2 separate regions of the Homo sapiens genome follow, and region 2 is linked to region 1. The links are chromatin loops, found by intact Hi-C in ENCODE. Cell type or tissue: gastrocnemius medialis. All regions are shown on one strand. Links, peaks and the distances in the headings refer to the core of each region. The heading gives the core; the rest is flanking DNA. Region 1 overlaps C2orf76 (chromosome 2 open reading frame 76). Region 2 overlaps STEAP3 (STEAP3 metalloreductase).

Region 1 (16,746 bases), core at 6,778-9,277:
AAGACACACACACACACACAACTTTAACAGGAACATAATGATAATGACTTTAAATGAAAGAATATAAGAACAATCGATTTTAAGTATAAAATCCCAAGAAAAATTAAATGCAATGTATTTAAACTCTTAAACTAATTTATCTCAATAAACTCATCTATCAACAAGGATTTACCCATATGTCTGAGTCCCTAGCCTCATGCTAGTCAGCACCAACGTAGTATGAGGCACAGCCCCTGTTGTCTGGAAAAAGGAGCCTGAGACACACGCACTGATTTTGTGGTACAGAAAATCCACAATCTTGGAAGCTGACATGTGACAATAACTGCACACTGTTGACAAAAAAAAATACAGGAAGGGCGAGGTGTGGCTTCTGTGGCAATCTGAGACCAAAAGGACAAAGTTTCACCCTCTCTCCCGCTCTAGGAGTATAGCCTAGCCTCCCAAATGTCATAAAATCCTAATCTATAAATCATTCAAAGCTGTGCTCACAGCTGAGTTATATTTCTAAGTTTTCATCACCAACAGACGTCCCAAGTGCTGTGCCTTTTATTTCATGACTTGCTTCAAATATTTGTTTTGGATCTGCTGGCAGAGAAGATTTCAAACTACAGTTTGAAGAAAACAACTAGCCAAAAAAAAAAACAACAACAAAAAAAAAAAAAAACAAAAAAAACCTCGGTCTTTGATAGACTGGGTACATGCCTGTAATTTCCACCATGGTGTGGGAAGGTAAAACGGGAAACACTCTACAGAGGTTCACTCTGAGTCCTGCTTCTGGAATCCCCCAGTTTCCTGGGTCCGACACCCACATTACCGAGTAACCAGATTATCACTGTTTCTATGTAAGAGTGAAGAACGGCCACCATAACATACTGTCGAAGGAAGAAAACACGCATGACCTAAAATATTGCTACCCAGAAAAAGAAAGGGAATGGGACTCACACCTTAAGGAAACACAAATCAAACATCATCCCGAAAGAGAAGGGGGAGCCACAGAATCCCACAATATTAGCTGTACAGACAAGATCACCCAAAGGGGCGAGGCGTGAACGACAGGGTTCCAGTTGGGGGCAGATGACAGAAGTGACACGCAAAATGAAAACGAACCACGAGGGAGTTCTGGAATTATTACAGGACCTGGCTTGCCGAGAATGCTTCCCTCAGATAAACACTTAGAGTTTGGCCGCTGTATCTTGTTTTAAAATGTTTCCAATGAAACACAACTGGCTTTGGAAGAGTTACCCAGCCACAATTTCTCTCTTAAACCAGACCAGATTCGAAAGACAACAGTAGTAGAATGTAGCAAAATGAAAGAGAGAAAATAACACTTAAAAAAAAAAGCTTACATGTAAATTTATTACTTAGGGGAATTAGCCCATAAAACTACAATTGCTGACAAAAAATTATAAGTAACATTTCTAGGTAAAAGTCTCTTCTTGCTTCTACTGATCAAATCTTTTTGAAGTACGTATTTTCGTACTGGGTCCACAAGCAAAAACTCCACTGACGTCAGGTGTAGAATGTTCCACGGGGATCTGCAGTGCAGATAAAAAGCCAAAGGATGAACTAGAGAATTTCTCCCTGAGAAAAGAAATCTTCAAACACCTTTTTTTCCCCTAATTTCCCCACTTGCAGCCTTTCTTTTCCTTTCATGACTACTGCAGAAAAGTCCTAACGATAAATTTGTTACCCTGGCATTATTCCCATGGCAACTGGCTGTGATAGCAGTGACAGCTCTACAGCAAGATCAAGCAGTGAAAAGGGAGACAGAGATGACTTCGAATTTTTCTCTTAAACCTCTTAAAAATCTAACCAGACACGGCACTGAGGGAGGGAAAATTCCCTAGAAAAATCACATATTTCAGGCCAGGCACAATGACTCACGCCTATAATCCCAGCACTTTGGGAGGCTGAGGTGGGCAGATCACTTGAAGTCAGGAGTTCAAGACCAGCCTGGCCAACGTGGTGAAACCCCGTCTCTACTAAAAATACAAAAATTAGCTGGGCGTGGTGGCACATGCCTGTAATCCCAGCTACTCAGAGGCTGAGGCAGGAGAATCACTTGAACCTGGGAGGCGGAGGTTGCAGTGAGCCGAGATCGTGCCACTGCACTCTAGCCTGGGCGACAGAGAGAGACTCTGTCTTAAAAAAAAAAAAAAAAATCACATTTCAAGTATCATTTTCACAACTCAATTCTCACTAGAATTTTTTGTTGCTCTCCAGGTACCCTCATCTCCTTCCCCAGGTATAACCTCAGCTTGTCCCCAAGAGCATAGCAACACCACTCTAGATAACAAAGAGAAAATCGCTCCCTGCAGGGACCCAAATCACCCCGAGCCCAGGGTTGCTGGCTTGCCGGAGTTCGGAGTTAGGAGTTCGGAGGGCAGTTTGGAGTCCTCACAACACCCTGAAATGAGTGGAGAATCTGGGAAAATAATCTGACTCTGATCCAGGACCAATAGCCTTAAAGTAAGAGGACAAAAAGAGGGATTTGCTTCTCACCTTTACAGATGGTTCATTACATAAGTCAGTTTGAAATTAATCACAACAAGACCAACAACTCAATATTTTAGTAAAGTCAAAACTTGCCAACTGCCTTCTCCAGGACAGTTTCCAAACAAAGCAGTTGTTCCTGAGGGCCTTTTACACACATCACTCCGGATGCCTTCATTGTTTTACACAACCTTTATGACAACCTTCTAGAATAGGTTTCATTATTCTGTTTTTACAGAAAACAAAATAGAGTTTCAGAGAGGATAAGAGGCTTACAGAAAGCAAGCAAAGCACACAGCCTTCATTCTAACCGATTTTCCCCAACTTCATGGGTTTATACTTTTAAAAAAAATTCGTCCTTTAATTACAAGGAATACATGTAAACTGTAGAAAAATTTTTAAATCACCATAAAAGCAATTAGATAATACAGAAAAGAAAGAAGAATATCAATTACTGGCAATGCCAGCACCTCAAGAAACCATTTCTATAATTTTGGCGTATGATCTTTTCTCCATATACGCATAAACAATAATCTTACATGTATACTTTAAACATTTTAAAACAATAATGGGGTCGGGCACAGTGGCTCATGCCTGTAATCCCAGCACTTTGGGAGGCCAAGGCAGGTGGAAAACCGAGGTCAGGAGTTCGAGACCAGCCTGGCCAATATGGCAAAACCCGGTCTCTACTAAAAAATACAAAAATTAGCTGGGCATGGTGGTGCACACCCATAATCCCAGCTACTCAGGAGGCTGAGGCAGGAGACTTGCTTAAACCCAGGAGGTGGAGGCTGCAGTGAGCTGAGATTGTGCCACTGCACTCCAGCCTGGGCGACAGAGCAAGACTCTGGTCTCAAAACAAAAACAAAAACAAAAAAACCCAAACAATAATGGTATCACACAGTATGTTCTATTTCTATTCAATAAATCAAGCTCTACATCAGTGCTTCACATACAGGGAAGGTCAGGGCTAACCCCACCACCCTTCTGAAGACTTAGCACAACCTCACAGCTTGTCCCTGTTGGCTTAGAAACAAGTACCATTGAAATTCAAACTTGAGAAAGTCTTATTGGTCAAACCGACCCACAGAAAATTCAAGGTCATATTCATTCCCGACGGTGGTATAAGAGTATCCATTTTCCTACACCTTGAACTCCCTTGGACAATGCCACTTTTTCATGTCTGCTAATCTTATAACAATTGCTGCTGTCCAAGGTCACCCAGACAGTAAAAGACAGAATCAGGTTTTGGACCCAAGCACTCTGGCTCTGGACTCTGTTATTTTCATAGAGATGAGCATGCTAATTGTTGTGCAGGCTAATCTAGAGCTCCTGGCCTCAGGCGATCCACTAGCCTGGCATCCCAAACTGCTAGGATTACAAGCATGAGCCACTGCACCTGGCCCCAGACTAGAGTCTTAACACTAGACTCTACTACATAAAACAGTATCTATGTACTCATTTCTAATAAGTACTCATTCTCTCCTAATAAGGTGGAGCTATTTTTTATGTGTGAGTTATTTCTTCTATCAATAGAATTTTTCTTTTTCATAGTAATTACAAGGGCTCTTTATAAAGTCAGGCTAGTAACTTTTCTTTTTTTCTCTTTTTCTTTTTTTTTTTTTTTTTTTTTTTTTTGAGATAGAGTCTCACTCTGTTGCCCAGGCTGGAGTGCTGTGCTGGAGTGCAGTGGTATGATCTCAGCTCACTGCACCCTCTACCTTCCAGGTTCAAGCCGTTCTCGTGCCTTAGCCTCCCAAGTAGCTGGGATTACAGGCGTGTGCCACCACACCTGGCTAATTTTTGTATTTTTAGTGAAGATGGGATTTCACCATATTGGCCAAGCTGGTCTCGAATTCCTGACCTCAAGTGATCCTCCCCGCCTTAGCCTCCCAAAGTGCTGGGATTATAGGCATGAGCCACCATGCCCGACCCCAGGCTAATAACTTTTTATCTGTTGTATATGCTGCAGATATTTTTCAAAGTTTATTGTTTCTCCTTTAACTGTGTTTACAGTTTTTAGTTTATAGGTAGTCAAATTTATCACTTCTCCCCCTTTATGGCTTCTGTCTTTGAGCTCATGCTTGGAAAACTCTTCTCCTTCCCAAGATTATGAAATTATTGAACTACACTTTCTTTTTAAAAAATTTTTTTACATTATAACATTTAACCCATCTACAATTTATTTTGTAATAAAAACAGAGATGAGATACGAGTTTGAATTTTATTTTCCTGAATGCTTTGGCAATGGGCTTGACATAATTTTCTGGCTAAATCATTCTTTCCTCACTTATTTGAAATGTCAACTTTATCATCCTGTGAAATATTACCCTTTTTTTCATTTTTGGATTCTCCAGTGTTTTCCATGGAGCTGTCTGTCAACACCCCCATTAATATCAGTCTGTAATATTCATTATGCTTTATGCTTTAACAACAAGCAGGGCTACCTTATGGGTGCTACATGCCCCAATCACAAAGGTGCCACCTGCTACAATAATATAATAGCATTTAAAGAAACAAATGCCAAATTTAAAATCATTCTTCAAAATAACAACCTTACATATTCATAACATGGAAAGACAAGAATATTCTAGCAAATATTGTAGACATCAACACAGAAATCAAGTCTAAGATTTCACAACATGGTATTTAAGATCCTATTTAACTCAGAAGATCTATGTCAGGAATTCATGCTCATCACGTGAATCAATCAGAAGTAAATTCCTGATACAAGTGATTAAAGTAACTCAAAATAATACTTGTCAAAAAAAAAATTCAGGCTCCCAATGTGCACCTCACTAACCGTGTTCCTTAACAAGTGCATATAAATAATTATGAACAATGTGAGGCCGAGGCAGGCAGATCGCCTGAGGTTAGAAATTCGAGACCAGTCTGGCCAATATAGTGAAACCCTGTCTCTACTAAAAAAATACAAAAATTAGCCAAGCGTGCTGGTGCACACCTGTGGTCCCACCTACTCAGGAAGCTGAGGCAGGAGAATCGCTTGAACCCGGGAGATGGAGGTTGCAGTGAGCCGAGACTGCACCACTGCACTACAGCCTGGGCGACAGAGTGAGACTCTGTCTCAAAAAATAAATAAATTAATAAATAATTAAGAAGAAGCATGGCTTGTGACACTGCATCCGTCACCAACCGCAGAGGTGTGTGAGGGGCACACTGCCTTTAACCACTCAGACCTCCCTGACAATCTCCACTCCCTCTCCTGCCAGATCAGCTTTAGGTGTACATATACGTAGAATAACAGTGACATCTAATGGTCACAAAACATGTCACATAACATTTATTTAGAATAAAACCACATGCACATTCTAGGCTGGAAGGCCCAATCAGGTACTTTTCAGCTGCACACACCAGGTTCCTATTTTAAATTCCATGCCTTGGTGGGCCCTGAGTGATTCGGAAGACTATCAAAAACCACACTGCATGTGATACCAACAATGCGTTTCATTATTCCTCATTAGTTCTTACTATGTCCATTTCTCTCCAACCATCGGCTCAAGTGACAATGATAAGAGTAAGTAGACGTGGTACTTACAACCCGTCACTTAAAATGACCCTCAGGAGAATTCTGAGCATACCTTCTGAAAACAGCCATTTGCATTCTGCATATTTGGAGAGCAGACACCTACTGTCCTCAGCCAAGAGATCGGAATGCACATCATTCTCATCCTCCTCCTCTGAACAGTTACCGGGCAGTGTCAGGGGGACCAAGGACAGCATTTACTTTCCAGTGAGTTATCCAAATACCATCAGCCAGGCCTCAGGATAGGCCGGCAGAGGTCCCCCTCCAGCAACACAAGGCCCCCTTCCTCACCGATTCCAGCTGCTTTCAGAGTGCTGTCTTCTTTCAGCAGGAGTCTTTCGTCATCTTCCAAACTCAACACAAGTTCATTTGTCTAAAAAAAAAAAAGAAAATCTGCATTTTATCAGTACTTACATGGGTTTGTTTGGTGAGACTTCTCAAAGACACAGAGTTGTAACTCTGAGCACAGCAATAATCTAAGTAGATTCCACTGCCCTGGCCGTAATGAGGGCAGTGAACAGAGGCACAGTGAGGTCCTGCCGAGCTCACGCACCACATAAAGCAGTGGGGACAGTTCTGTGGCATGGGCGTGAAGTCAGATCAGGATGCAAATCCAGACTCCACCAGCACCCAGCTGTGTGTTCTCAACAAGCTACACAACCTCTCTAGGACTCGATTTCCTCATTGGTAGAAAAGGGGAGGAGAGGCCCCTTCCTCATCACCTGTGGTAAGGGTGACAGGATGGGGCATATAAACCCTCAGCAGTGCCGGCCGCAGGGTGAGCACTCTCTCTTAGCTGTCACTGTTCTTTTGCTGCATCATCATCATCATCTTCTGCCATCCTCACCTGGTCAGCGACAGAGCTGAGCTTCCAGCTCTGGCCAGTCCGACTTCTGAGAGAAGCAAGTATACTTCCTTTTTTCGTTTTGTTTTTCGAGACAGGGTCTCACTCTGTCACCTAGGCTGGAGTGCAGTGGCGTGATTATGGCTCACTACAACCTCAGTCTCCAAGGCTCAAGCAATCCTCCCATCTCCAGCCTCCTGAGTAGCTGGGACTGCATACATGTGCCGCCAAGCCTGGCTAATTTTTTTTATTTTTAGTAGAGACGGGGTCTCACTATCTTGCCCAGGCTCGTCTCAAACTCCTGAGGTCAAGTGATCCTCTGACCTTGGCCTCCCAAAATACTGGTATTACAGGCATGAGCCACCACACCTGGCCACAAGTATACTTCAAACGGCCAGAAGTCCACATATCTAAAAACCTTGCCCAAGCTAAAAAACATCTGGTTCCATGTCACATTAATTGGAATATTTCTCTATGTGATTTGGGGTGGGGGTAAATGAGAGTGCTCTCCAGTGATATTTACAAATCCAGTGAGACTCATAAATACAAGTGAAAATTTAAACTTGCTATTGACTGGGTGCGGTGGCTCATGCCTGTAATCCCAGCACTTTGGCAGGCCGAGGCAGGCAGATCACAAGGTCAGGAGATCGAGACCATCCTGGCTAACATGGTAAAACCCCGTCTCTATTAAAAATACAAAAAAATTAGCCGGGAGCGGTGGCAGGTGCCTGTAGTCCCAGCTACTCAGGAGGCTGAGGCAGGAGAATGGCATGAACCTGGGAGGCAGAGCTTACAGTGAGCTGATATTGCACTACTGCGCTCCAGCCTGGGCGACAGAGCAAGACTCCATTCAAAAAAAAAAAAAAAAAAGTTGCTATCTGCCCCTAAATAGCACAAAGAGATAACCACTAGTGGCACACAGCACTACTTGTCAACCAGAACACACCTGTTTAGCAACATATTCTATTTGTAGAATACAGCTGAGACAGAGAGTCAACAGAAAGGCCTCTCAGCAGCCAAATCAGAAGCCCAAGCCACGCAGGGTTTATGGACCTCATTCACTGCAGAGCACAGGGGCTTAAAACTCCAGAGCATACAGATTAAAAGAAAAAATACTTTACTCAAAAAATCATTTTAGAATAGGTAATACAGTCTGTAATCCCAGCACTTTGGGAGGCCAAGGCAAGAGGACTGTTTGAGCCCAGGAGTTTGAGACCAGCCTGAGCAAGATAGCAAGACCCGATCTCTACAAAAAAAAAAAGTTTTATTTAATTAGCTGGGTGTGGTGGCACACATCTATACTACTAGATACTCAGGAGGCTGAAGCAGGAGGATATCTTGATCCTGGGAGGTAGAGGTTGCAGTGAGCTGTGTTCATGCCACTGCACTCCAGCCTGAGCAACAGAGTGAGATTGTGTCTCAAAAAAACAAAAAACAAAGAATAAGTAATATCTACTCATTATACAAAGTTCTCCAAGCATATATGAATAGAAAGTGAAAAGTCAGTCTCCTTCCAATCCCCATCCACCAGCTATCTAGTTCTCCAGAGAGGACTGGGACCACTGAGAGGACCTGTTTCCCACACCCTCCCAACACAGTATATTAGCAAAGCCTTCTGATCCTTGCCAATCTGACAGGTGTGGATTAAGTATAGTCTTAATTTGTATTTTATTATGCTTAAAGTTCTGAATATTTTCTATTTTTTAATGGAATTGTAGGCTAATTTTTCCAATAGAATTGTAGAGTCTAGAGCATCTTCACATGCTAAGGAAATTCGGCCTTTTCTGTAAGTTAGAAAAATTTCCCCCACTTTTCATTTGTTCCTTGCTTTTCTCAGTGGTTTTTTTTTTTTTTTTTTTTTTTACATAGAAGGTGTTAAATGAATTTTCGTGGAATAAATAAGTTAGTGAATGAAGTAAAATGTATCAATCTCATATCGTTTCTCAGTTTTCTGTCATATTTAGAAAGCCCTTCTTCACGCCAAGATTTTTTAAATTCCCTGTTCTCTTCAAATATTTTTAAGAATTTCATTTTTTGAATTTTTCATCGTGGAGAATTTCAAATATACAATAGATACAGAATAGTGTAATAAACCCCCTGCCCTGTACCCAGGACCCAACTTGAACAAATTATCAAGTCATGTTCCATCTGTTTCATCTCTATCCTCATCTATGGGTTTAATTTTTTAATCCAAGGGGTATTTATTTTGGCATAAAGAAAAATACATGGATTCAACTTAGCTGTTTTTTAGATGTTTATGCAGTTATTCAAATACTATTTATTGAGTCCTCCATCTTTTCTTTACAAACTTGAAATGCCATATTTACTATACATTCAATTTCCATATTTGGAAATATTGGGGTCTATTTTGGAACTTTTAATTCTGTGCCCTTAAACTACCAGTTCATGTGACAGTGCCATACTGTTCTAATTACTATCGTTTTATAACATGTCTTATATGTTAGAGCTAATTACTCTCATTTCTCTTTTTCAAAATTCTCCTGATTATTCTTATTTTTTACATACTGATTTTAAAATCAGCTTATTTAGTTTACATATAAACACAAGTATTGTATTTTATTGGGGCAGCATTAAATATGTAAATTAAGAGAGAACTGATTTTACGCTGTTGTATCTTCCTATCCAAAATATCCTAAGCATTTCTATTTAAGTCTTATTTTGGAACTCTCATAGCAGGTTTTGTTTTGTTGTTAAGTTGAAGTACAGTTTCACACAATGAAACGCACAGATCTTGAGAGGAGTTCACTTTAATGGGTCTGAAAAATTAATCGCAGAGTTTAGATGCGTATTTTCAAGTGTGTGTGTGGTGAGGGGTGAGGAAGGACAGCAGCATTTTAAGTTTTCTTTTTAAAGACCTTGCACATTTCTTATAAAGTTTGTTCCAGGATATGACTTCCACACATAAAATGGAAATTAAAGTTTTTATTTCAATCTTAATAGAAATTATTCCGACTTTATAAACACACCACTGATTACCATCCATAATACACACACACATACACACACACACACACAGAGGAGGCTCGGGTGGGAAGGTATCCAGTCAGTCTTTTTATTGTGGGAATGGGAAGAAATTTCTGAGGATATGTAGTAACTGCAATTAGGAAAGTCTCTAAGCCCAGAAAATTAGGGAAATGGGGAAAATGCCTTTTATGAATGAGTTCATTAAGACAAAGGAATTATTTAGAAGTCTCTCCTTTCAGCTGACGAAGGAGATTAAAATTACAGCTGAGTTGGAACACTAACAGGCCAAGCCAGCAATGCCACAGGCCCCGCAGATGGGGAATAGAAAATGAAAGGACAACAATAACTTGGAAATGAGAAAAATGACTGTGAACTGGATAAGGCACAAATGAGGACATGTGGATGAAGTTTCTCTGAAGTTTTAAAACCGTATCTGTGAAAATATATTGAACTCTTCCCTTAGAAAAGTTGAAGCAGAAACTTGCAGAACCATCCCCAGGGCATCTTAACTAGCATTGTTATGATTTGGATCAAAGTTCATAAAGCCAGATTCCAGAAGCACTCTGAGTGACTTAATTGTTTTGGGAGTCCTCCCTTAAACAAATACATTGTTCAACTGGAAAAACAAGCCCTAATTTTATAACTAGAACCTGCCAGTGTGAAACATATGTCTTAAATATAAGTAACAATTCTAAGATTGTTTTGTCTTCCGATGACAGGATAATTTCCAGATTTTTTAAATGTTATAATACTGATAATTTGAACATGATGAACTATGTCTCCACTAAGATAAAGGAATAATTTACTACTTACTCCTTTTTGGCAACATGAGCATATGAAAAGCCAAATGATGTAGAACATGCAGCAATGAATGGAGAATGGGGACTTGCTTTGCTTTACAACCTTTTTGAAGAGCGTATTGTTTTATTTTAACTTTATTTTATATTTGTATTTGTATTTTAGATGTATATAATACACAAAAATATAGAACATTACCTATTCTCTACATTTTAGGAATGAGGTTGAAAACATTCCTGTCCCAGAGGAGAGAAATTGGACGAAGTCCAAATATGGTGGCCACACATTCTAGTACCAATCAAAAGGGCAGATTCCATACCACAGCCCCAGACACGTGTGAGCATGACATTTTGAGGCATTTCACAATGGATATTGTAAAACTGGCATATACAATCCTTGGTATAAAAAATAAAGTTACTAGAAGGAACCAAGCCTACTAAACCCTTGACTTTTGCTCAGTGAAACTGATTTTGGACTTCTGACCTCCAGAATTGTAGGAGAATAAATGTGTGTTGTTTTAAGCCACAAAAATATTTTTTAAATAACATAAATTTTAAAACACAGTTACTAATCAATGGTCAACAGACATAGCCTCATGCCATTTTCTTGTGATCTGTGATACGCATTTATCTGAAAGGTGATTGAGTGTATGGAGTGCATCTACGACTACAGAAGACAATGAAATAAAATGAATTAATAAATACTTCATTCAAAAATTGTTATGGAAAAACTCCTATGAGCCAGGCACTGTGCTAGGTATTGGGATATGACAAATAATATCTTATTCTTGAGTAGTTTATATAATACAGGAAGATTACTGCTTTAATGAGGACTCTATGGAAGGCCAGAGATTAAAGAAAAAAAGATCACTCTGCTCTGTCTGTATGATAAACAAATCTTTGACTGTGGCTTCATAAAAACGTTACTCTAAAAAAGTAAAAAAACAGAAATATAAACACACAACAAACCCATAAATAAACAGCTCTCTTTGGGAAAGGTAAGACAACTTCAGGATTGCAGGCCATGGCCTTGGTGGAGCTAAAAGGTGTGTTCCCAGAGCCACAGTTCTGTGCCTTCTCTTATACACAGCAAGAATCAAATTAGAACAAGTGAATTATTTGTGTCTGCATCTGGCCCTTTTGTTCTGGTACAGAATTAAGAAAATCAAAGACACTGGATTGCCAGATAATAAGCAGTTTCTTTTATCTGTAAATTGAATTTACTTTTCCAAGTTTTATGCTTATTTTATGTTAAATATGTGCTTGATAAACAAAATATGGTATACTTTTTTTAATTAACACTTTTTTAAAAAGGACCTACTACTAACAGGGAAATAGCTTATTTTTCTTCAATGAAAAAGCTAAGGCAGTAAAAAGGGTACCTACAAAATAAAAAGCGCTATTATAATGGGAAATATTTTAGATGTACATGTATTCATTCACTTATTCACAAATTCAACCAACATTGATTACTTGCTATGTGCCAGATACTGTACCTGTGGAACATACCTTTGATTTATGTGCTTGATGAATAATCTTTAGTGCATCTGAAAGAAAAAAGCAAGTTATCTTTTTACACAGTTTATTCTAAACTTCTTTTCAAATTATTAAAATGGGTGGAGGGTGGCTACGAAATTGAGAAATGTAAGTCCTTGTTTTATAACCAGACTCATTTAGAAATATACTATACAGCAAAAGAAAAATTACTTCTGTAGATCATTAAAACTGAAGTAAAAGATCTTTATCTTTTAAAGCCTTGGTCTTTGACACACAGCAGTGTGTGTGTCAGAACTTTTTGTCAACTCAGCACATTTTTTCTTAGAATGGAAGACAAGCAAATCAGATTACTGTACCTTGTTTTTTTGGAGTCAATACAGAACAGGATTAGCAAATAATGTAAAAAAAAAAGTCTTAAAATAGACATTAGCAAATGCAGTTCAAAAAAATCTATTCAGATGAGATATAATGACAAGAGAGCAAATGATGATACAGGTGTTGCCACTCTCAGTATTCAAACACTGTATCTAGGACCACCGGGAATCTGAGCAAGGCTGCTAATGCCCCAGGAATATCACTATCTGTCTCTTGGTTTGCAAATACTGCACAGGCTCACACCATTTCATCTGCTCTATTCAAACCCAACTTCACTCCTTAATTTGTTTATCTTGAAGTCAGGCTACACTGTGCACTTCCAGTAAGTAATTTCTCCACACTTGGGTAAAATTCGAACTCAGCAACAATCAGCCCTTAATTACATAATCTACACAGCCATTCAACAGGTTGAAATTCAGAAAGTTTCCGATTCTTCACTCGTTTTTATTTAAACATTTAATGAATGCATTATGATTACAGTGTATTATTGAATAAACTCCCAAACTTAAACTAAAACTCATTCCTATCAATCACGTTGTAACAAGGAATTCCAACAGTGACAGGAAATGAAAGGATCTATTTTTAAAACAGACCTTATTTAACTATGTTCTCATAATACACAATAAGGTGGCTATCTAGATAAGAACTAGCACTCTGAATTTGCCCATTATTTTAAATAGTCAACTTTCAGTTATCTATTGCAATTTTTTTTTTTTTTTGAGACGGAGTCTTGCTCTGTCGCCTTGGCTGCAGTACAGCAGCATGATCTCAGCTCACTACAAGCTCCACCTCCCAAGTTCAAGCAATTCGCCTGCCTCAGCCTCCCGAGCAGCTGGGATTACAGGCTCCCACCACCACACCTAGCTAATTTTTGCATTTTTAGTAAAGACAGGGTTTCACCATGTTGGCTAGGTCTCGAACTCCTGACCTCAGGTGATCTGCCCTCCTCAGCTTCCAAAGTGCTGGGATTACAGGCATGATCCACTGCATCTGGCCTTGTAATTTTTTATACAAGGTCAACATAATCCTCAGTAACTCTGTATTCCTAAGAAATAAAAATAAATCTAACCTAAGTAAAATATGCATATTAGGGATGTAAATAAACCATAATTGCTAAAAATAAGCTTAAAATGTGTGTAAGAAAATAAACAAAGTTGACTTTCAGCTTATCTAGTATTCCAAATTACCTATCATGTCCTTTTTCTTACTATAGATATGTTTATTATTTGAGACAAGTGAGAGAAGCCAATAGTATTTTTAAAATAACAGGAGCTCAAAGTCTGTTGCAATCAACCTGCAAAACTATAGTCTGACCTTACTAAATATTAATCCTGTTCTATATATTTTGCTAATGAGCCTTTAAACTAGAAATCCTGCTGCTCTAATAGGTTTGGCAAACACACAATTAAACGGCTACATATTTTAGCAGAAAAAGAAATGTTTTGAAGAGAAGTTTTTGCCAGATTTTTCTCTCCAACAGAAAGGGGTGTGACCTGAGGAGTGGGTAAGAAAGGAGAAATGACAAACCAGCAGAGAGATGTATTACTGTCCCTTTCTGTGTTGAATAAGCTGCTTCCCTTGTTCTTGCTTCTTTCAAATAATCCTCATAATTATCACAAACAATACCTGTGGGCATTGTTTTCTTAATACAAATTCCTTGAGGAAAGCAACCTCATAAAAATATCATCTTGTATTTGTGGAGCATCACACACAGCTTTATGAAACAGAGAGGGATGAGCAGCCCACACTGTACAACAACTACATTCTTGTGTGCCCTCATGGGTCATGTCTAGGCGATAGGGATTTAAGATAAGTAGCATGCGTGGTAAATCAATAATAGATGTGGATGCCAATTAAATGGGAGGAGGGCTCTGAGATATCTCAGGCTCTTGGTGGCAGAGAGAATCAGCCCTTTGCCAAAGGGTAGGGAGACAGTGACTGGCAAAACTGAAATCTGACTCCACACTCTTTCCACTCCCGAATACCTAACAAAGTGCCCTGTCCCGCAGACCGTGAGGTGGCAGTCCCGGATGACAATGACAGGTGAAAATAACACTGCAGCCTTTCTTGTTCAACAGAAAGCAGAAGATTGTTAAACAGCCAAGTTCAGACAAAGCCACTTGAAGTCTATCAAAACTCGAGTGGTTCTATAATTTCTTCACAAATAAATGTATTCATTTTTTCTGCCAATTCATCTGAATAGTATAGAAATACTAGGGCAGAAGGAAGTTAATAAGATAGAATAGTCTAAAAGGTACATTATCTACCACAATAATGCTTAGCAACTTGGATATTCTAACGCTTTCATTATCTAAAATTTCTTTCAAAAGAACTTACATGGAACACAGCTTTGCACATAGACATATAGATACACACATACACACACACCATGAAAAAAGGAAACCATATGTAACTATTCTAATTTAAAATGGCATCTGTAAGTTGATTCAAGTTTAAGGCTATATTTCAAGACATTATACTTTGAAAGCCTTGAAAGCCACAATTGAGAAGTTTCATATTTACCTTAATCATCCTTTTTATTCCTTTATCTTATTCAATATTGAGTATGTAAATTCTTTAAGCCCAATAAATCAAAGTACTTTCCACTCAGTGCCTTCAACTTCTGCTTCACTACCCCTTATAACCTCACAATTAGTTTCTGGATATTAAAATGCATACACACGGCGAAGATTGTGATTTCAAAGGATTTTAGGTCATAAGTTGTTCTATCAAATGAGAACAGAATGAAAAGCCACTCCAAAAAAAAATCTAAGGTAATAAAAAATTTATACTTTAAAATGTCTGCACCAATTAAGAGAAATATTTATTAGGTGCATCATACCTTTCAAATGAAGTCTCAAATTCAAAGTTTGGTGAGTGTCACTCTGCTGAAGGTTAATAACTGTGCCATCTTTATAACAAATAATGAATGACAACATCTAGCTTCTTACCTTATTACTCCATTTTTAAATCATCAATTGTAACACATAAAACTACTATATAACATGCTCAAATTATTGGCATTTAAAATGTTAAATCCCTTCTTTTAATTCTTAGTCTTCAATCATTTTTCCTTTTCTAATTACCTGGCAGAGAAACTCGTTTTAAACACAGTTTTGGCAAACATGCTACTCTTTGCAAATACGCCACTTCCTTACTATTACAATTCATTTCAGCAATATACTAGCATTCCTGTATTTCTAAATAAACTTCCAAATTGGTTTTTATTTACAGATAGTCATTTTTGAAAACAAAATTTAAGTTTGTAACAAACTAATGCAAAATTGTATTTATATATATTTTAAAAGAATAAAAAAATGGTTACCATATTTATAATTTCTGAATGGTGGTGGCAGGTTGGTCCTTAAAGGGATATCTACAAGAGAAAGATTATTTTTTTACACAATAAGCAAATAGACACTCATAGAATATGCACAGTCTTTTGGTTCTATTCTTTTCTATCTACAGACTAAGTTACCTTGAAAAACCTGACAGAACACAGAATAAATACATCACCGAAATCCAAGGGCCATCTATATTAGTCCATTCTCATACCACTATAAAGAAATACCCAAGACTAGGTAATCTATTAAAAAAAATGTTTAATGGACTGGGGAGGCCTCACAATCATGGCAGGTGAAAGAGGAGCAAAGGCACATCTAACATGGCGCCAGGCAAGAGGGTCTGTGCATGGGAACTGCCCTTTATAAAACCATCAGATCTCACGACACTTATTCACTACCGTAAGAACAGCATGGGAAAAACCCACCCCCATGATTCAATTCTCTCCCACCAGGTCCCTCCCCTGACAGGTGGGGATTATGGGAGCTACAATGCAAGATGAGATTTGGGTAGGGATACGGCCAAAGCATATCACCATCTAAAATATTAGAGCTATTGACAAGATGTTGAGTTGTTACTATCTGAACTAAGACTTCAGTAACACTATTAAAAGAATGTTTAATTTCATTAGACAACAGTATCTATGTATAGTTAAAATATATACTAATACACTTGTGTGAGACATATATATATATATATAGCTGATGTTTGTTTAGCATATGAATCTGAGAGCCCCTTATGGGTCTTTGGCCATTAGTGGAAACCAATGATCTAGAACAATCTTATTACTCCACCAAAATTCATATAACCAACAAAATAACTCCTCTAACTCCTCAAAGACAACAAAACACAGTAAATATTCTTTTAAA
Region 2 (11,925 bases), core at 8,443-10,942, 53 kb before region 1:
GCTGTTCTGCCTTCAGCCCCAAACAGCAGGGACTCCTGGGTGGCTCAGGCTTGATGTGTGGCTTCTGCTGCCAGCCCATGGGCACCTCACCACAGGGTCCCCACATGGCCACTCACCACCCCAACTGCCCACTAGGCCCTTGGGTCAAGGGAGCACATTAGTCTAGGCACAAGAAACTCCTCCAAGATTTCCTTACAGCCCTGAGTCTGCAGATTAGGAGGCAAAGGTGTATGCCAGCTGTAGAGAAAACCTTTGAGACCATGTTTACAGACAGTATTATTACCAACAATAACCGATATTTGTACAGGGCATTTGGATTTGCTTGTGTATTTCCCTGGAAATACACATTTCAACATCAAACTCAAAGATCAAGATCAAAGAAATGTTTAACCTGCACACTGTTCTCCTGTTACCTTCACCCCGTTCTCCTATTACCTTCACCCCAAGCTACATCTGCACATGGCTGGCACAGGATGGTCTGAAACTCTCATCTGACCATGTCACTGCTGAAAAGATCCAGTGACCCCAGTGTCCTTGGGATAATGGTAGAACCCTCACTATGCAGCTAGACTCCCTCCGCAGCCTCATCTCCCCTTCTCCTGTGACGTGTCAACACTTGGGTCCCATACTGTCCTCTAAATGGGCAGAGCTCATTCCTCTCGGCTTGGAACGCCCACCCCAGGACACCTTGACAGCTTGCAAACTCCTATTCCTCCTTCAAAACCCTACCTCTGTTAAGCTCCCCCAGACTATCCCCTTACTTCCCCATACCTGCCTCTGTAATCTGTTGCATTTTGTAAATACTTTTTTATTATTTTTCTTACACACTACTTCATACCCGACTCAGAGGTCCATGACTGGGTCTTCTACACCTTGGGGTCCATGGTTCCTAACACAGGTTCACAGTGCATGCTCACTGAGTGACTGATTTTTAAATTGGCCACCACAGAGCCAATATCAGGCATCTTAAGAGGAGTGCACGTAGAGCTTGGAGCAAGAACTAGTCTAACTGCCTTGCTGCCACTAAGAACAACAGCCATTTATTACATTAAGTGCCCACTGTGTGCCTGTTCCATGCTACTCATTCCACAAACGTAATGCTTTTAGTCCTGCAGTAACACAGCAAGATACAATGATGCTATGAGCCAGGAAAGGGACTGCCCAGGGTCTCATGACTGCCCACCAGTGGCAGAGTCAGCGTCAGAATCCAGGCCTATGGTCTCTATGCCCCAAGGTTGCCCTTCCACACCCTGCCACCCCCTCCTCCTCTGAGTCTGGCAGGCAGTGAGTTGGTACCACTCTCTTCCCATCCATCACCCACTATGAAGACATGGAGAGGGGCTAATGCTGCAGCCTCACTGGTCCTTCAGCGTCTGACCTGCAACCTAGAGGGAAATCCCACACCTGAATGCTGTCTTTCCATCTCTTGTTGATGAACACTCTCCTTGGCCTTCTCAAGGAGAAGGTGGTGAACTTGATCATCTCTAAACATAGAGACTTACTTACTAGGGGAGCTGTTACATCTGCGTTCCAGTTAGCCATGTGTGCCACTGGTCACCAGGGAGCTCTGAGCACAACACTGTGGTTTAATAGGCTGGCTGAGAATCTCATGGACTCCTAAGGCTGGCTTAGGTTCTGTCCTCATGCGGGTCTTTGCCATCCACTGCTCCCTAGCCCACCTCATCCCTCCCTTCCCAGCGTCACTGCAGACTGGAAATGTTAGAGGAAAAAAACAAGGCATTTTACAAGCCAATGTGGTATACGTGTGTGTAATCATCCAAACTCTGACTTGTGACATTAACTGCCTGATCTTCCCGAGGCGCAGAGAGGAATGACTAATGAAGCAGAGTTAAAGAACAAACAACTTCCAGCGAGGAGATGACTTACTCAATTCATGCTGTGAGGTGTGAGTAAGACTTCTCTGGGCAGAGGTACGGAGGAGACCTCTCTGCCCTCTGCACGCCTTTCCAGCTAATGGTGACTTCAACCACAGCAGGCACATAAGCAAAATCAAGAGAATTTCAGACATGACCTCATCCAAACCTCCTAGGTAGAGAAACTGAGGCCCAGAGACAGTCTTGCCAGAGTCACATGCCACTGGTGGTCAGGACAAGAGGCTGGGTCCCTAGACTCCTGGTCCCTTAGTGGCTTAAAGTCACCAAAGTGAGCCAGGCCTGCCCTAAAATAGAACAGAGCCAATCATTTTTCACAGATTGCAGGAAAAGCACTCAATGGATGGCATTTTCTCTGTTTCTTTAAACTTTCTCTTATAAGCTGTACAACCATTTTGCTCAGCCCAGTGGATTCACTTTTAATATTTTATGTGGTAACTGAGCTCGTGTTTTTTTTTTTCTGCTGAAATTGTTTCTCAAAAAACCTGTATGAGTCATTCTGTTTTGAGAGGCTGCCTATTAAAGTGTAGTCACATCTTCTAATGGAAATACTGTTCCTTGTTCTGCTGACATTATAGAATAAAAGTACCAGCATTTCACAGTGTTTCACAGAGAACACCTTGACTTCCAGGAACTCTGCTACCCGGTCTAGTTGCACCTTGATAAAAGTTCTTCCTCATGAGGGCACTATGCGAGTGAGTGTTGGCTGGGCTAGGAGGGGGCTCAGTGGCAAGGTGGGGAGAGAAGGGTCAGAAATCTCCAGGTTCATAGGGGCTCCCCAATTTATATGTCCTGGAACTTGGTGGGGGGGCCCAGATCTCTGTGAGGGCAGGGTAAGGGCAGGTATCTTTATTTTCTGTAGCCCAGGGCCTGGCACACAGTAGGTGCTTCGTAAGTGGTCACTGAACTGCTTGGTGAATGGCCGTCAGTCTCTCTTGCCTGGCAAAGTTGAGCCAAGGCTGTGTGCCTCAGGCAGAAGTAGAGAACTGGGTAGGAAGAGGGGAGGCTGAGAGCTTTGGGTCGGGGAGTGTTGGGGGCTCAGTGTCTGTATGTGTCTTTGTATGTCCTGAGTGTGAGCCAGTGATGGGGGCAGTGTGGGGCTCCAGGAAGACAGAGGGCTCAGGGTGAGACAGGCTGGGAAGGGAAGCAGCCAGTAAGGTGTGAGCTCATTGGCTGAGGGGATTCAGAGCTAGGAGAGCTCCTCTCTCCTGTCCTGGGATTCTGGGGCCGGAAAACCGTGAGACGGAGCCATGCTTAAGGGCTGTATTTCTGGTTGACTCCTTACTCTGCTGATGTGACTGTTCTGATTGGCTGCCCCGGGGCAGATATGTGAAAGCCCCAGGAGCCCCGGTCATTGGCACCAGGCTGAGTGGGTCCTGATCCCAGCTCTGCATCTGTTAGCTACATGTGACCTTGGGAAAGTGATTTGATCTTTGTGCCTCATTTCCTCCATCTCTAAAATGGGCTAATAGTGATCTCTACTTTGTGGGGTGGTTTTGAGGATTCGATGAGTTAATGCCTGAGAAACGCTTATCACAGAGCCAGGTAGCGTCAGGTGCAGTGTGAGCGCCCGCCGTCTTGTCTTTCTTGTGTCCTTCATCATTGCCCTCCCGGGGCACCAGCCTTTGCCACAGTGTTCATGGTTTTCCTTCCATCCATGTCAGGTCTTGGCCAACAAGAGCCACCTCTGGGTGGAGGAGGAGGTCTGGCGGATGGAGATCTACCTCTCCCTGGGAGTGCTGGCCCTCGGCACGTTGTCCCTGCTGGCCGTGACCTCACTGCCGTCCATTGCAAACTCGCTCAACTGGAGGGAGTTCAGCTTCGTTCAGGTAAAGTAGTCTCTAGTCTGCCAGCCAGCTTCAGCGTGGCCCTGGCCCACCTCTCATGAGTAAGTGCTCTGCCTTTGAGAACTGCCTGGGCTCTGATCATCTGCACAGCAGGACCACTCGGTGAGATGCCAGGCCTTCCTGACCCAGAGGGCCCATCCAAGCCTCTTGATAGGGGCTGCCTGCTACAAGCTTAACCTCCCAACACATGAGGAAGCCAGACACAGGCATGTGAAAAAATTACAGACCAGGACACTGAGCCCTGGGTCCACCATTCTCAAGCTTCTAGAATTCTTGAGCTTTCCAAACAAAATTGAATGACATGAAGTCATTGGACATTTTGCTGGTCTAGGTAGGAGTCATCATCTACCTAGACATCCATCTAGGTAGGAGTCTAGGGAGTGAGCGAGCCTAGCCCACCACCCTCCACCCCTCATCTCAACCTGGCTCTGTTGTTCCCCTTAACCCCTTGATTCATGCAGCGTGGATGAGACACAAGCATTAGGACCCCAGTTTATAGGGGATGCGACACAGCTTTTTCCCAAGGATGCCATTCCTATGAAAAAATCCAGAAAAAGGAGGTCTGTCATCAGATGAATTTGAGAAAAGATTTACTTCCCCCTAAGAGATCACAATGCACTTTGGCACATCAAAGATTCGAATAACATCTACAACAAACAAACCTTTGTTAATCAGACTTATTGGAGTGTTAGCACCCTCCCCCTCCTTTTTTCCAAATAACAGCTATCAGCACTCCACAAGCTGGGCGCTGTGGCATGTGGCTGGGATCCCAGCTACTAACAGAGGCTGAGGTGGGAGAATCACTTGAGCTTGAGCGATTCTTCCAGGAGTTAGAAGTTCAAGTGTCCAGCCTGGACATCATAGCAAGACCTTGCCTCTTAAAAAAAAAAAAATACTCCACAGAACATACTCTGGGAAATGCTGCTAGTGGCAAAAGTTTCTTTTTGCATTTGTTCATTCAACAAACATTTATTGAGCACTTACTGCAGGCCAGGCATCCTGCTAGGCCTGTGATGCAATAGAGAACAAGACAGGCAGAGCCATCTTTCCATGATAAAGGAAACGGAGGCAGGGACATTGTTTACATTTCTTTGGCATCTCCCACTGTTCTCCACACAGAATCTGCGGTCAGTGTTGGCGGATTAACTCCTCCCCTCCCATGAGTGGGAGCTGACTAATGCTGTATCCTGCCATTGTAACAGGGCAGAGAACAGCCATCCTATCCACCCCCACTATCAACAGAAATCTGTGCAGGGAGGACGTGGTACAGGACTCAGGGACAGTGACAGCGTAATGCTCTTACGTAATCCAAATTAATTGCTCCTGACCAGGGATGCTTCACATCCATTGGAACAACACAGAGTTGTAGCCGTGTGTTTTTTAAAGTGTGTCTGCCTCTGAATCTCCCTGGCTCTGCTCATCTCAGAAGGTCCCTGGAGGAGGGCTCATGGCTGACACATGTTAGCATACGAGAAGGGGAAGAATTTTATTTATCTGCCACTAATCCCCATGTGTCTCATACCCAAATCTAGGATTTTCCTCTTCCCACCTGGAGTATCCGGCGTGCATGGTTTATCCACAATTAAAGCAGACTGCAGGCTGCTCCCCTCACCAGAAAGCCGCTCCCTTAAGCAGCCATAGATTACATGCCCTGGCTCTGCCTGCCAGAGAAAGCCGGTGGATTTGATTTTGTTAGCAAGAGCTGACTGAGACCCTAGCAGCTGCATTCTACTTTACATATTAAAGAGTGGAAATACAAATAGGACAGTCCTTTTGCCACTGCAAGAGCAGGGGGGGTTAGGTGGGTAGAAAGGCAGGATTTTACTTGTGGAAATCAGTGCCTGCCTTCCATCCACAAAAACCAGATGTCAATATGGAGGAGGCACATGTCAGCGGCGCCTGGGAAGCCTGAGTTCCAGCTTTCCCTCCCCACAACCCTGCTCTGTAACTGTGGGCAGAGCATGTCTGCTCCAAGAGCCTCAGTTTACACCCCTGAAAAATGGAGTTAATGCCTTACAGGGATTTTATGAGCCACAGTAAGAGATTATGTGTGAAAGAAAAATAAAAAGCATTTTGCTATTATTCTTAGGGTATCTGGCCACATTTCCATTATCTCTGACTAAGGTACCAACCACCGATTTCTGAGTTCAGTAGGAGACAGTGAGACAGAGGCCAAGGAACCCCAACCCTGGGCCTAAAAGTGGTCCAGTCAGTGTTTGCAAACTGGCGGACACTCACTAGTGGGTCATGCAATTGATTCCATGGATCACAAGCAGCATTTTAAAAATGAAATAAAATAGAATGACAAAGAAAACAGTGGAGTGTTTTGCATGGTGTCGGGATACTTTTTCAGTTATATGGAATTGCTAGTTTTATTTGCAAATGTAGCATACCTCGTTGTCTACCGGACAGCAGAGTAAAACATGGTTCTTACTGTGAGTCCCTGTCAAATAGGCTGAAGCCAGAGCCCTCTTGGAGAAACAGAGATAACCCAGGCCTGCCTCCCATCCGTGGACTCAGATGCTGAGGGATGGCTCTGGCAATCTATTTTTGCAGCTCCCTAAGTGACTGATAGGTGCGCATGCCGCAGTGTGTGGCAACTTCCAGTGCAGGAAACACAGGCAGTGGAACCCGAAGACCTGAATCTCAGTCCCAAGACCCCCACTTACCTGCCCCGCATCATCAGACAAGTTTCCTAGGCCCTCGGAGCTTCTGCTGCTCACTTGTGCCTGTGTCCACCCCATATGGTCATCAAGAGGATTTGAGCTGGACACGTTAAATGCAGGATGCGTGCAGCCAACAGTGGCATGCTGGCTTTTGAGGTAAGCTGCAACCTTCTCCTTTAAAGTTAGCGTGGCTAGTGAGAAGTTACCTGAGCCCCATCACCCTCCCCTACACACATGTCCACAGCAGACACCAGGCTATGGGGACAGCCATGGTTCTTGAGGGGCCTTGGCTGACCCCTAGATCTGTAATGCTTTTGTTACCGGAAAAGGGTCCCGATCCAGACCCCAAGAGAGGGTTATTGGACCTCACGCGAGAAAGAATTCAGGACCTGTCCATAGAGTAAAGTGAAAGCAAGTTTATTAAGAAAGCAAAGGAATAAAAGAATGGCTACTCCATAGTCAGAGCAGCGGCATGGCTGCTCAGCTGCTTATACTTATTGTTACTTCTTGATTATATGCTGAACGAGGGGTGGATTATTCATGAGTTTTCCAGGAAAGGGATGGCAATTCCCAGAACTAAGGGTTCCTTACCTTTTTAGACCATATAGGGTAACTTCCTGACATTGCCATGGCATTTGTAAACTGACATGGCGCTAGTGGGAGTGTTTTTTAACATGCGAATGCATTATAATTAGTGTATAATGAGCAACGAGGTCACTCTCGTTGCCATGTTGGTTTTGGTGCTTTTGGCTGGCTTCTTTACTGCAAGCTGTTTTATCAGCAAGGTATTTATGACCTGTATCCTGAGCCGACCTCCTATGTCATCCCGTGACTAGCAACGTTTAACCTCCTGGGAATGCAGCCCAGTAGGTCTCAGCCTCATTTTACCCAGCCCCCCATTCAGGTGAAGTCTCTCTGGTTTGAACACCTCAGACACTTCGTTTAGCTAAAAACCATTGAAACAGTGTATTGATTCCACAAAGAGGTGACTTGTGCTTGCATTTATCCTTTTGTTCCCAAATCTGTTTTCAAAGTTTTACATGTTGTTTTGTGTTCCTTTGGGTATTTTTTTTTTTTTTTTTTTTTTTTTTTTGAGACGGAGTCTCACTCCGTCACCCAGGCTGGAGTGCAGTGGCACAATCTCGGCTCACTGCAACCTCTGCCTCCCGGGTTCATGCCATTCTCCTGCCTCAGCCTCCCAAGTAGCTGGGACTACAGGCGCCCGGCACCACACCTGGCTAATTTTTTTTTTTTTTTTTTTTTGTATTTTTAGTAGAGATGGGGTTTCACCGTGTTAGGCAGGATGGTCTCAATCTCCTGACCTCATGATCCGCCTGCCTCGGCCTTCCAAAGTGCTGGGATTATAGGCGTGAGCCACCGCACCCAGCCTTCCTTTGGTATTTTTTTGTTATTGTTTTGGTTTGGTTTGGGTTGTGCTAAGTGTTTCAATTCAGCCAGTTTTAACTGGCTGTTAGATATTAGACTGCAAAATACTCCAGTCAGAGCAGCTCACCTGCGCAGAAAAATGAGGGTTCAGCTTTTAGAACCTAAGTTCTTTCCCAGAGTTAGAGGAACTGCCTGTGACCTTGCCCACTCCAGCCACCTGCCTGAAATAATGACAAGACCAGCCTGACCCCAGCTTCATGAGCAATTGTCCAAAGCCCCTTTGTGCCGTAGTAATTGAGCACCAGCAGGAGCTACAACGACCTGGCTGTTTCTTTTTTGCTAACAAGCTTACGTATAATAAAAATGGCTCTAGCTTGGGGATCTTATTAATCGCCTCATGACAATCCCTCTCCTTTTGGGCTTCTTTGGGTTCTGGGATTTTTAAATTGTTCCCAAGGAGAGTTTTTGGGAAACAAACTCCCTGGAATCATGCAGGCTTCCCACTGGGACAGGAAAGTCAAAGGCCCTTTGTTATTGGCTGGCCTTTGGCTGTCAGCCCTTGCTATGAACCACTGGCCTGAGGCTGGAACTTCCTGCTGTCTGCACCATGGGATTTTGAATGGCACAAGAATGAGGCTATATGAACAGGAGGAGCTGACTGCCACTGGTGGGCCTGGGAGCAGCGTCTCCACACTGTCCCTGTGCAGAGCCCAGAGTGCCCAGCAAAATTCATCACTCTCCAGATCAGGGGCTGGGGACAGTGGCCCACACAGACCAAACACTGGAGCTACAGGGCATGTCACCCGAGGGAGATGCAAAGACCTCACTGGGGCTACTAAGGCTGGCTTTCCAGGCCTGGATGGGCTCCCATTGCTGCACCTCCTGGGAAAGCCCACGACACAGAGGTGGGCGCCAAAAGGCTCTCAGTGGGGCTTTGTCTAAGGAACAGATAGGTCCAGGTCTTCCTCAGGCAAGTGACCTGAGCAGAGGGGCCCGTGTGGACTTTTCACCCTGAAGCTAGAAGGGTGTGGTGACGACAGTCTCCTAAATGAGTGGCTTTAGTCCTAGCTGCCCATCAGCCTCATCCGCCGAACCTTAAAAAACAACAGATGCCCCGCCCCAAACCAACTTAATCTGAATTTCTGGAAGTGGGGTTTGGGCACTAGTATTTTACCCAAGCTCCCCGGGTGATTCTAATGTGTAGCAAGGTTTGAAAACCACAGTCTAAAAGCCACAGACTGTTAAACTCTTGGGGATAAAGGGCATCACCCAGCCATCTTGGCAACACCAATAAGTCCACAATGAGGAGGGGTGGGAGGGCCCACAGTTAGTTAGGGCTGGGCACCTGGCTGGGGAACATCAGGGTGATTGACTTCAAGACTTACTCTTTTTTTTTTTTTTCTTTTTTTTTGAGACGGAATTTCACTCTTGTTGCCCAGGCTGGAGTGCAATGGCGTGATTTTGGCTCACTGCAACATCCACCTCCTGGGTTCAAGCGAGTAGCTGGGATTACAGGCATGCGCCACCACACCTGGCTAATTTTGTATTTTTAGTAGAGACGGGGACGGGGTTTATCCATGTCGGTCAGGCTGGTCTTGAACTCCCAACCTCAGGTGATCTGCCCGCCTCGGCCTCCCAAAGTGCTGGGATTACAGGCGTGAGCCACCGCACCCAGCCAAGACTTATTCTTGATGGTCAGTGCTGGGGACTTTTTTAACCACAGTCTTCCACACTAAGAGATTAGAATTTAGAAAAGTTGGGGTGGCTCAGAAGTTGCAGGGGATTTGGAATTCTTGACAGACACTTCTGGAAGTGGCAAGGATTTGCTTATGTGCAACTGACAGTCAAGGAGTCTTCTCTTTGGGAGGTGACCACATTAAAATGATAGGAATTCACTGTGGGTGACAGCATAAAGCCAATCGTGGCTTCCTCACTCTTCGTGGTGAGCCAGAAGTTGTTAAAGACTGGGCCAAGAAGATTCCAAAAATGGACACAAAGCCAAGAAGAACCAGAGAGGGTGAGGAAGGATAGAGAAGGTTTTATTTGGTTATTTTACTTGGGCCCAAGAATGTTGAACGTGAGAACCTGTCTGTGAAATTGTAGTGTGCAGCCATTGGAAAATGTTTATTATTATCTTTAGCAAAAGCTTTACAAGCAATTCTCCCACACCATGTTCTTTCACTCACTGACGTTCACTGTCCTGGTGTCTGTCCTGGAGCAGGAAATGAAGGGACACACACACACACACACCAGGGAGGAGCAAGAACGGGGCCCAATGTGGAATCAGACCCACTTAGAAACACTTCTGAGGGGAGTGCAAATGAGAAGCGTCTGTCAGCCGAGGCTCTGGATTGATGCCAACAAGCTGGGCTAGAAGGGAATCCAGGAGGCTCAGTCCATGCAGACCACCCAGAGGTCTCAGTGTGCCGCCACACTTAAATTACACCCTCGCAATGTCTCCTTGGAGAAAATGCATATGTGTTCATTGCTTGATGGGTCATCGCTATTTCCATCCCTGTGTAATAGACGTGGGAGGTCTCTCCCAAAGCTCTCAGTGGCTCACCAGTGCTAGCAGAATTCAGTCAGAGCACCCCTGTGCCACGACTCCCTCGCTCTCGGTGCCCTCTGCTGTGTCACTTGCCTGCCCTGTCTAGGGGACTAGATGGAGGCTACTGCAACTACTCAGCGCTTCCCCCTCTGACTTTAGCTTTGGAAATTACTTATCTCCCACTGAAGTTGATTAAGTCGCCTGCCCAGGGTTCATATCAGTTGAACCAGCACCAACAGTAGAACCTGCATCTCTTCCTTCGTGGTCCACGAGAACTCGTACATGCCAAGAGGCTGGAGTCATAGAGCAGCACTTCCCAGCCATTTTCACATTGCATCTCTTACAGAAAGTCATGCTTTGGGTGGTGGATCAGCCACTCTCGGCTGGAAGTGACCCACAAAAGCCCACACATTGTTCAAGGGGTGTGAAGCTCCATTGTAAAATGGCCGGGACCATTTCCATTTAGAGTTGGGATGGTCTCTTCTCCCAACGGTCACTAATCTCCTCCAGATGGAAGAGTAGGCCCAGCGGGGTTTCCACCCGGGTTGTTTATAACCCAGTGTGGGGTGGGAGGTGAAGGTCTAGCATGCACAGAGGGCATCTGTGTGGTGTTCTGGGGCTTTCTATACGGTGCCAGGTCACCCAGACCACAGGCCCCGTGAGTCCCCTTCGCTACTGGTGCCAAATCCACGTGCCATCTGTAAATTATTTACTCTGCATTTATCTTCAAGCTAATTTAAAATCAATCCACTTTTTGTCTGATCTTAACTTAGGCCAAATGTTATCTGTGAAATTATGATTTTGGTATGCAAGCAGACACTTGTTACTCTAATATACATTAAAATACACACATAACTAGTAAAATTTATACACACACACACACACACACATATACATGTATATGTATATATATATTTAGAGACAGGGTCTTGCTCTGTTACCCAGGCTGGAGTGCAGTAGTGCAGTGGCACAATCTTGGCTCACTGCAACCTTGACCTCTTGGGCTCAAGTGATCCTCCCATCTCAGCCTCCCAAGTAGCTGGGACAACAAGCACATGCTGCCACAGCCTGGCTAATTTTTTTGTATTTTTTGTAGAAACAGGGTCTCACTATGTTGCCCAGGGTGGTCTTGAACCCCTGGGCTCAAGCAGTCCACCCACTTAGGCCTCCCAAAGTGTTGGGATTACAGGCGAGAGCCACCGCAGCAGGCCTTAAATGTTTTTTAAACTTCTTTGAACTTAATTCCATCTGAAATCATCCAGCAGCCTCCAGAGATAACAAATAACAAAGTTAAGGAAAAAGCATGGTCATATAGTTATTGTATGGAATCCGTGTGAATTGGTGGGTCCTTAGACACCTTCAGCATAGAAGCATTATTCCCATTTTCCTGTTGTGGAAGCTGAGGCACAGAGAGTTGAGAGTTATCATAAGATCACACTAAGAGAGTGACAGGACTGGGGTTCCAACCCATAGCGGTGAGTACTAAAGCCACCCTCCTTCCCCTCCGCCAGGCCAGCAGATGAGTCGTTGGCAGGATCACTGCATCTGTCATCCCCTCGCCCTCACTCCAGCCTTTTTTTCCCTCC

Evidence for each region. Peaks named below come from ENCODE experiments on the same cell type or tissue, not always from the same donor. Only the 100,000 strongest peaks of a DNase experiment are listed, where the experiment ranks them.
Region 2: it touches region 1 in a loop (6-fold over the local background); 2 of 110 quality-filtered maps call a loop at or near these places.

The regions. Positions count from the first base shown.
Region 1 is chr2:119,305,294-119,322,039 of GRCh38, forward strand. C2orf76 (chromosome 2 open reading frame 76) reads right to left here. Exons shown (of 6, transcript NM_001322331.2): 3 at 15,861-15,911; 4 at 12,173-12,210; 5 at 6,329-6,410. Among named protein-coding and RNA genes, the nearest start is that of C2orf76, 53 kb to the right of the region's middle. RefSeq lists enhancers at 2,040-2,541, 7,979-8,078 and a silencer at 6,665-6,724. In gastrocnemius medialis, for the core only: no CTCF peak of the experiment used is centred there; a DNase peak (open chromatin) is centred at 7,778; H3K27ac peaks cover 1,952 bases.
Region 2 is chr2:119,251,128-119,263,052 of GRCh38, forward strand. It overlaps STEAP3 (STEAP3 metalloreductase), which reads left to right. Exons shown (of 6, transcript NM_182915.3): 5 at 3,557-3,721. Among named protein-coding and RNA genes, the nearest start is that of STEAP3-AS1, 8.0 kb to the left of the region's middle. RefSeq lists enhancers at 3,284-4,227, 4,553-5,419, 8,289-9,062. In gastrocnemius medialis, for the core only: no CTCF peak of the experiment used is centred there; no DNase peak of the experiment used is centred there.